Linked DNA regions of Homo sapiens: region 1 is linked to region 2. Evidence: chromatin contacts called from ENCODE Hi-C or POLR2A ChIA-PET data. All regions are on one chromosome and are shown on one strand. Each heading gives the region's core, a stretch centred on a gene start or an enhancer-like site at or near the end of the contact. The rest is flanking DNA. Distances are from core to core; before and after follow the strand shown.

The links. A loop is a pair of places that touch in the nucleus more often than their neighbours do. ChIA-PET counts read pairs that join two places held with the same protein, here RNA polymerase II (POLR2A). Pooled maps may share reads with other maps.
Region 1: a loop to region 2 is called in a map of PC-9, with 2.7 times the contacts of the local background. The contact joins the promoter of AGTR1 here to the enhancer-like site in region 2. A Hi-C loop is called at or near these places in 3 of 168 maps with a recorded cell type or tissue (HepG2, PC-9 and sigmoid colon) and 1 of 50 pooled maps. POLR2A ChIA-PET finds 5 or more read pairs at or near these places in 2 of 52 experiments (HepG2 and Panc1).

What each region holds. Positions count from the first base shown.
Region 1 is chr3:148,695,403-148,699,691 of GRCh38, reverse strand. AGTR1 (angiotensin II receptor type 1) reads right to left here and starts at 1,789. Exons shown (of 3, transcript NM_000685.5): 1 at 1,565-1,789. It also overlaps the pseudogene RPL38P1.
Region 2 is chr3:148,602,076-148,606,351 of GRCh38, reverse strand. No RefSeq gene overlaps it. Among named protein-coding and RNA genes, the nearest start is that of AGTR1, 94 kb to the left of the region's middle. RefSeq lists a cis regulatory region at 3,959-3,972 and an enhancer at 3,894-4,038. Within about 2 kb of position 1,916, at least 2 of the 41 ENCODE cell types and tissues checked have a DNase peak (open chromatin) inside an H3K27ac peak, as active enhancers do.

The sequences.
Region 1 (4,289 bases), core at 540-3,039, 93 kb before region 2:
TTTTATTTTAAAGCAATAACCAAAACAAAAGAAATTAAGGAATTATATCACTGGAGGGAACCTTATGGGCAGAGACTTGAGGTTCAGAGTTGTGAAATAATGCTCTTACTATCACACAGCAAGTTAAGTGGGAGTCTCCATTTCCCTTCTCCCCATGCTTTCCTGCCCCTGCACTGTCAGGAAGGGTGGTGGAGAGGAAGGAGAAGGTACCAGGGCACCCGGGAATACATCACAGCCTGAGGACAGGTTATGCAGGTGGGGCCTTTATAGCTAGGGAAACACCGGAGAAGACAAGGGAAGTATGGCAGTTTCTTCCTTAGAGAAGACTTATAAGGGGGTTAAAGCATATGCTATGTGAAATAAACACCTGGAGATCCAAAACCCTCAGGTGGTAACTAATAATAAGAGAATCATGTTGGGATGCAGCATCTTCAGCGGGAAGCACAAGTTGCTCAACAAAGTAATAAAATAGATCAATAGGGTGCCAAATTTCTTGCCTCTATTACTTTCTCTTCTCAGAATGACACAGGAAATAAATGTAGCCAAGTCCCAAATCTGATCCCAGTACCCAAACTTTCATTAAAAGAGGGCTCCTGAAGGGGGGGAGTAGGTTTTTAATACTTAACGAGGCTATCAGCAAACAAAGAGAAGAGGCCCAGGTGGGCTCAATAGCCAGGTCACAAATGGTTGCCCAAAGAAAAAAACGGTGCAGAAGGAGACGCTTTGGGGAAGAATTGCTGAGGTCTTCGGGAGACTATAGCAGGCTGGCACTATGGAGATGTTTACCTGGACATTTAAGAAAATTGGAGGATGGAGTTGGGTGTCGGGCAGTGGCCTGCCAGAGGCTCTGTTTAGTCCTGGAAGCAGGAGACCTTTTGCTAAAATTCTGTCTCAGTTACACACATGCATTGGCTAAGGCTGTAGGGATTGGGGTGTGGAGACATCTTGCTTCTCCTTCCTCAGTTTGATTATTCAAAGGACATCTGGGAACCCTGAGGGTGGGAGAGTTTGGCCAAGGTTGGAGCGATGTCCCGTGTCTAGGACCCACCGCTATGGTTTGCAGGGAGAGAGCTAAAGGGACGTGAGCAGTGCAGGGACATTGACTGGGAAGCAGAGGGCGTGGATGGAGACACTCTTAACTTCACCTCAAAAGTAGCACAACTTTTAAACGAACGCCTTGCAGAGTCATACCGGCTTCCCGCTCAGATGATGGCTAAAATACAAGAGTTAACTAAAAGCCTCAGGAAGAAAGTTTATTGAATTGCATCTTATTTCTGTAGATTTCTTCCTTGCACTCGGAAGAGTTTGGTTAAAATGGATTGAGAATTTCGAGGCACGTGGCAAACAAACCTACCTTGTTCCCTCCCATTCCAGAAGCCCCTCACCTGATTTGGGAAAGTGTGGCCAGCTCCAGGGGCAGGCGCTGACCAGAACTACGGTCGCTCTTTCCTTGGTCCCCGAGAGCTTCCCAGTATAGAGCCAGCAGTTAGGACACCGTGACATGAAACTTAGCACCCCGCCCTTGAAGTCCCCCAAGCATGCCTGGCGGTCCGCGCGGACTCACCCGCGCCCCGGGCGCTGCGTCACGTCCCGCCGAGGGCCGGCTGCGCTGGTGCGGGTCTCCCGCCCGCCGCCTCGGCGTCCCGGCTGTGCGCCCTCACTCGCTGGGTCCGCTCCAGCCGCTCCCCATCGATCACCGCCGCGGCCCGGCAGAGCTGCTAGCGGCGCGCCGGTCCAGACGTCCTGTCACTCGCTGCTGCCTGGGGTCCTGGCTGTCAGGCGCTGGAATCATTGGCGAGGAGGCAGCTCCGAATTTATAGTGAGGGGCGTTGCTGCTTCTTGGGTTCCGGGGACGAGGCTCTGTTTTGCATTCCCTCCTCCTCCGCCCCGCCCCGGGAGACCCTCCCGGCCCAACCTCCTCCCTCTCGGGATATTGACGGCAGCAAGGATGATGCCACAGTCGTCCCGTGTCAACTATCAGATCAGCGTTCACCTGGTCCCGAACCCCGCCTAGCGAGGGGTCGTGAGGGAGAGCGAGCTGGGGGTACAGGAGTATCATTTCCTGCGGAGATTCGTGTTCTTCAACATTTTTTTTTTCTGAACTTGGAAAACTTTTAAGGACGAATTAGAGAACTTCTTTCTCTTTCCTATGAGTAACTCGAACTTTGGTAATACAGTTGTGGATCATAGATTACATGGATTAATTCCAGGGTTATGAAATTCAAGGGTGGACACTCATTTGTTCCTATTGGACATGCTACCCAAGTTGCATTTTAAAAATGTATTTTAAAAACCCAATAAATATTTAAAGAAGAAATAATATCAATTCTTCACAAACTCTTCCAAAAAATAGAAGAGTAAGGATGATCTCCCAACTCATGCTATGAGGCCAGTATCACCCTGATAACAAAACCAGATAAAGACATCACGAGACTACAGATCAATATTTCTTAAGAGTATAGATAAAAATTCTCAACAAAATGTAGGCAAATTGAATCCAATAACATATGAAAGGGACTATACACCATGGTCAAGTGAGGTTGATGCCAGAAAGCAAGATTAGATTAGTTTACCAAAAATCAATTAATGTTAGATAGGTGAGTAGGGTGACTGTAGTTTACAGTAATCTATTGTATATTTCAGAGTAGCTAGGAGAAAATAACTTGAATGTTTCTAGCATGAAGAAAAGACAAATATTTAAGGTGATGGATATGCCAATTGCACTGATTTGATCTTTATATGAATGCATTAAATTATTGCATGTACCTAAAAAGTCCTGTCACTCGCTGCTGCCTGGGGTCCTGGCTGTCAGGCGCTGGAATCATCGGCGAGGAGGCAGCTCCGAATTTATAGTGAGGGGCATTAAATTATTGCATGTACCTAAAAAGTGTACATCTATTGTGTATCAATAAAAATAAATTTAAAGAAGTAAAAAATGGACAAAGCCTACATGATTGTCTAAAAAAATTTTTAAAAACTATTGGACAAAATTCAACACTTTTTCATGCTAACACTCAACAAACTAGGAATAGGAACTTCCTCAAACTGTGAAGTTTATTTATGAAAAACTTAACTAATATCACACATAATAACGGAAGACAACGTTTTTATGTCTAAGATCAGGAACAAGACAAAATGTCTAGTCTTCCCATTTCTATTTAACTTTGTACTAAAGGTTCTAGTGAGGGCAATTGGACAAGAAAAAAAGATAAATGGCATCCAGATTAGAAAGAAAGTAAAACAATTTCTATTTGTAGATGACATGATCTTGTATTAAAAAGCCCTAAGGAATCAATTAATTAACTATTAGAACTAAGAAACAAGTTGAGCAAGTTTTTAGAATACAAGATCAATATACAAAAATCAGTTGTATTTCTATACACTAGCAATAAACAATCAACAAATGGAATTAAGAAAACAATTCCACTGTTGGCTTCTCACCACTTGCTGTGTGGGTCTGTGTCCTCTCCCTGCCTCACATGCTGCCATGCCTCAAAAAGTTAAGGAGATCAAGGACTTTCTGCTTACAGCCAGGTGAAAAGATGCCAGATCTGTCAAGGTCAAGAGAAATAAGGATAATGTGAAGTTTAAAGTTTGATGCAGCAGATACCTTCATACATTAGTCATCATAGACAAAGAGAAGGCAGAGAAACTGAAGCAGTTCTGGCACCCTGGTTTGTTAGAGAAGGAGATGAAATCAGACACACTGATTTGAACTGTGTTAAAAATTTAAAAATTCAAAGATAAAAACAATTTTACTTACTATAGATCAAAAGAGTAAAAATACTAAGAAATGACCTGGTGTAGTGGCTCACTCCTGTAATCTCAGCACTTTGGGAGGCCGAGGTGGGTGAATCACAAGGTCAGGGATTCGAGACCAGGCTGGCCAACATCGTGAAACCCTGTCTCTACTAAAAATGCAAAAGAAAAAAAAAAAAAAAAAGCCAGGCGTGGTGGTGCATGCCTGTAGTTCCAGCTACTCAGGAGGAGGAGGCTGAGGCAGAAGAATCGCTTGAACCCAGGAGGTAGAGGTTGCTGTGAGCTGAGATTGTGCCACTGCACTCCAGCCTGGGTGACAGAGTGAGACTCCATCTCAAAACAAACCAACCAACCAACAAAACAAAACAAAACAAAAAAAACCCTAAGAAATAAATTTAACAAAAGGATCTAAAACTTGTAGTCTGAAAACAAACAAAAAGAATTGTTGAAATAAGGTAGACCTAAATAAATGGAATGACATTCCATGTTCTTGGATTGAAAGATTTAATATCGTTACAATGGCATTAATC
Region 2 (4,276 bases), core at 667-3,166:
AAAATGGGAGATCCTGAGAATTCAATGCTATACACGCAGAAGAGTGCCTGGCATAGTTGGTACTCAACAGAAATTAGCTATCGTTGTTTTAGTTGCTATTATTATTTAAAATTTTATTTTAATCAAATTTTGGTATGGAAGAGAGATAAATGCCCATACTAGTCAACTATCTTGAACTGGAAGCATGAGCCTGACTTTGAACTATTAAAATGCTAATCAGCATGTGATTAAACAGCACATGCAAAAGAAAAAAATGAAAAGAAAAATGGTAAAATCTGCTTGTGATAAAGACAAGAAGGTAGGTAGTAATTACAAAAAGCAGCCTGACAGCACACATTTGCAAGAGGACTCCACATCAAATGGCACTTCAGATTATATTGAATCTTTTTTCTTAACAGGATAAAATAAGTAAAGATTTCCTTCCCCAAATATAGCTTTAAATGCCTGGAGCAATAATTCATATTGGCACTACCCTTGCTTTATAATAGTTTTTGTAATCTTTTGGAATAAGTCTTCTTTTCAACAGCAGATAAATAATGTAAAACAAAATGTTCTATCTTCTACCAGCCCTGAAAAATTATTTTCTCATATTTGTAAAAAATGGCATTGCAAAACCTCACAATAACATAGGTTGAGCCAATTCCAGTCCTTTGGGATTTTCTTTCATTTTAACTAGTATTTCAACTTGCAATTTGATTTTAATTTTATAGCAAGATTTAAGAGCAAAAGTTTCTTGGAAGATATCTGGATGCCAAGTTAATTCCATTACATCTCTTTCTAGAAAATCTGTCTTCAGATATAAGGGCCTCAAACTATTGGCTGCTGACATGGCCTTGAGGACCATCTTTGTCTGTTTATTTAATTTATTTCCATTGTTATCTTAATGCCAAGAGAAAGTGACAGGCTTTGACAGTATTCAGCTTTATTTTAATGTCTATATGATTCTGACTTTATTACAAAATTTCTCTTTTATTTAAAAAGTACTTTCTTATTCAGCAGTTTTGTTAGTTACTCCAAAAATGATATTTCTTTGTTCCTTAAAATATTTGTGAATCTTAAGTTGCAAAATGATCTGAAAAACAAAAATAGGTTATGATAGCTGCATATAGAAAAACTGGATTTTAAAATAAATGCAAAAATTTACATTGTAAGTTGTAAAAAGAGGCATTTAATTTGTTAAAAAGAAGCATTTAATTTGTTCTTTAATAGACTGTCATAAAAGTTATACTTTAATATAATATTTAAAAATTTAATTGAAAAAGTTATATTTTACAGGTAAAGAATTCTCTGAATGATATGCTTTTGCCATGTCAATTGTCCTTTAAGTGAAAAAAAAATGTCTGTGGAGACAAAAAAAATACATGATTGCCATACTATTTTGTTGTTGTTGCTGAGTATTTGCTTAAAAATATCTACATGATGAGTAACAAGTAATTCCTGGTCCCAGGATATTACAGCTGTAACATTCAAAACACAGATTCAATATCAAAACACATTTATTATGCCTAAAAAAAGTGCCTTGCAAAATGTGCTTTGTACCAAAGCATGAAAAGTTTGAACATGAGAATAAACTTGACCAACTTCTTTTGTCTTTATAAGATTCAATGCTTGCCAAAGTGTACATCTGTTTATTCTACGCGATTACTAATCTTTCTTTTTTTTTTTTTTTTTTGAGACGGAGTCTCACTGTGTCACCCAGGTTGGAGTGCAGTGGCATGATCTCAGATCCCTGCAACCTCTGCCTCCTGGGTTCGAGTGATTCTTGTGCCTCAGCCTCCCAGGTAGCTGGGATTATAGGCACGTGCCACCACGCCCTGCTAATTTTTGTATTTTTAAAAGAGACAGGGATTCACCATGTTGGCCAGACTGGTCCCGAGCTCCAGACCTTAAGTGATCCGCCCACCTCAGCCTCCCAAAGCACTGGGATTACAGGCATGAGCCACTGCGCCCTGCTGATTACTAATGATTTCCTCAGAGTTTACAGCATCCCTTCTGGGCTTATGCACATGTGGCAAAACTATCCTCTTTTTTTTTTTAATGATAATGAGTGAAAACTGAAATTACTTTCAATAATCCAAAAGCAACTCTAGAAGGTATCTATTTACACAGTAACTTGTGTTCAAATGCCACAACAATTTTATCTCCAATTCAAGAATCCATGGAAGGAAAAAAATATGTTGTGCCTTAGGAAATATCTGCATTTAGTAACCTAGTGAGAACATTTCCAGTGGAAAATGTGTCAGTAATTGCTGGGAGATGCAATGGAATGTCAGAAAGTGAAAAATTAGCAAAGTGATAATCCTTAGAAAAAATTATACTTTACTATTACAGTTTTCAACACTGAAAAAGAAATGTTTGATTCTACATAAGTATAAATGCCCCATCTTTATCTGTCTACATAGTTGTTTTATGTAAAATTAACAAATAATATAATTTGCATGACTGCATAAGAAATATAAATAATTTGCAGCAAAATATAATTTTTAGCCATTAATCTCAGCTGAATAAGACTACTGAGTTTAATGAAGGCTCTTCTATTCCTACACACAAAATCCTAATTACCTCTATTCTTCCTGAAGAACAAAATCTCCAGACACATTTACTTCAATAAAATGAGTTTATTAAGCCTAAAATTCTAAGTAGAAGGCAATCTAGAGGGTGAATAAACAGAAACAGTCAAGGACATAATGTTCATGAAACTGTATAATACATTTAATTGAAAGAACTGACAGATATTTCAGAATGAACTTTCAGGATTAAATATGATTGTAAATAGTAAGAAAAAAAAAGATGTATATATTAGGCACAAACACATCCAGTTTTAAAAAACAGAATTTAGCAATGTAGAGAGCCGGTGCTACCAAACATCTCTGAAATATGTGCAGGTATGTGTTTTTGTATGTGTATATATTCATATAATGTGTGCATATATATTTGCACAGAGGAAAATGTGACAATAACATAGTCTTTTCAGCATGTGGAAATGGGAAACAGAAAGTTCAAAACTTCCAGCTCCCCTCCTATATACACATACATCCATATACACACACAGCCCATACACAAACCCTCACCGATATTGAGTGAATTCTAACTTCAGGACTAAGTTGTTATTAAATCTTTCTTTTTCTCTAACAGTGTTTTCAAAATTTCTTTATTTGTATTCACATTTTGAGATTTTTACTGTATTCATGTATCACTTGTACTATTATTTACTTAACATTTTTTTCTTAAAACAACTTACTTTTAAAATTTATCAAAGAGAAATCTCATTATCACTACTATACCATCAGTATCAATTGCCATAAAGAGATAATGAAAAAATAATAACGTTGGTAAGTTCTAGCTAGATGTTGTTGACTACCAAATGTTCTAAGCCTGAAGCTTGCTTTCTCTCTGTTAAAACATTAGATATTAAAGGCTAGCCCCCAAATGAGACTTTCTTTACTGAAGAAATTAAAGGATTGAAGCAAATTAGAAAAGAAAATAATTTTCTCATTATAGGTTTCTGATACCATTATTTGCCTGATTAGAGTACCACCTGATATTGTCTGGCATACCATCGAGAGTTGTCTCAAATACCAATAGTATCCCAGGCTGTGGGAGGCCTTGCTGTTTTCCAGTTGCCACTGCTATTTTGGTCTCTGCTTCTTTTGTTTTAGATAGTAGAATGAGAAAGAGTGGGGTACCTTAGTAATATGTGTTTTTCTACTTTCTTCAATGGGTAAGAAATATAAATAATGAGGAGTCTGAGATATCTAATCCATCAAAAGTGAAAATAATTTAGTAAACAATCTGTACCACTGGTGTAAACTGGCAACTCCACGTAAAAAATGTCACCAGTAATTGAACATCTCTTTCCTGTACTGCTCAATAATGTCCCAGAACTGAAAGACAAACATGAACTTAGGATTGGAAGCTAATAAATGAGACACTTTTCCTGGGAGGCTGAGGGTAGCAGGGTTAATGAATTACAGATGAGATTGTTTACATGAGTGGGTGCTGTTTGCTTTCCTTGACATCAGTGCTATCCTTTCCAGTCAGAGTAAGTTCACTGACAATAGAAGTGGGGAAGAGGAAACCAACCTAGCTCTAAAACAATGTTTAATTCCTTTTTAAATCTGTAATTCCAAAAGAATGTTTATGTTGCCTTTTTCTACTGCTGGGGAAAGGTTAATTTCTAGTTGGCTTTTAGTGCTACAAACTTGCTATTCAATAAGAAATATTTCCAAAACAACACGTTCTAGTTCAAGGCCAAGGCTGGTGTGGGCTTCTGTGT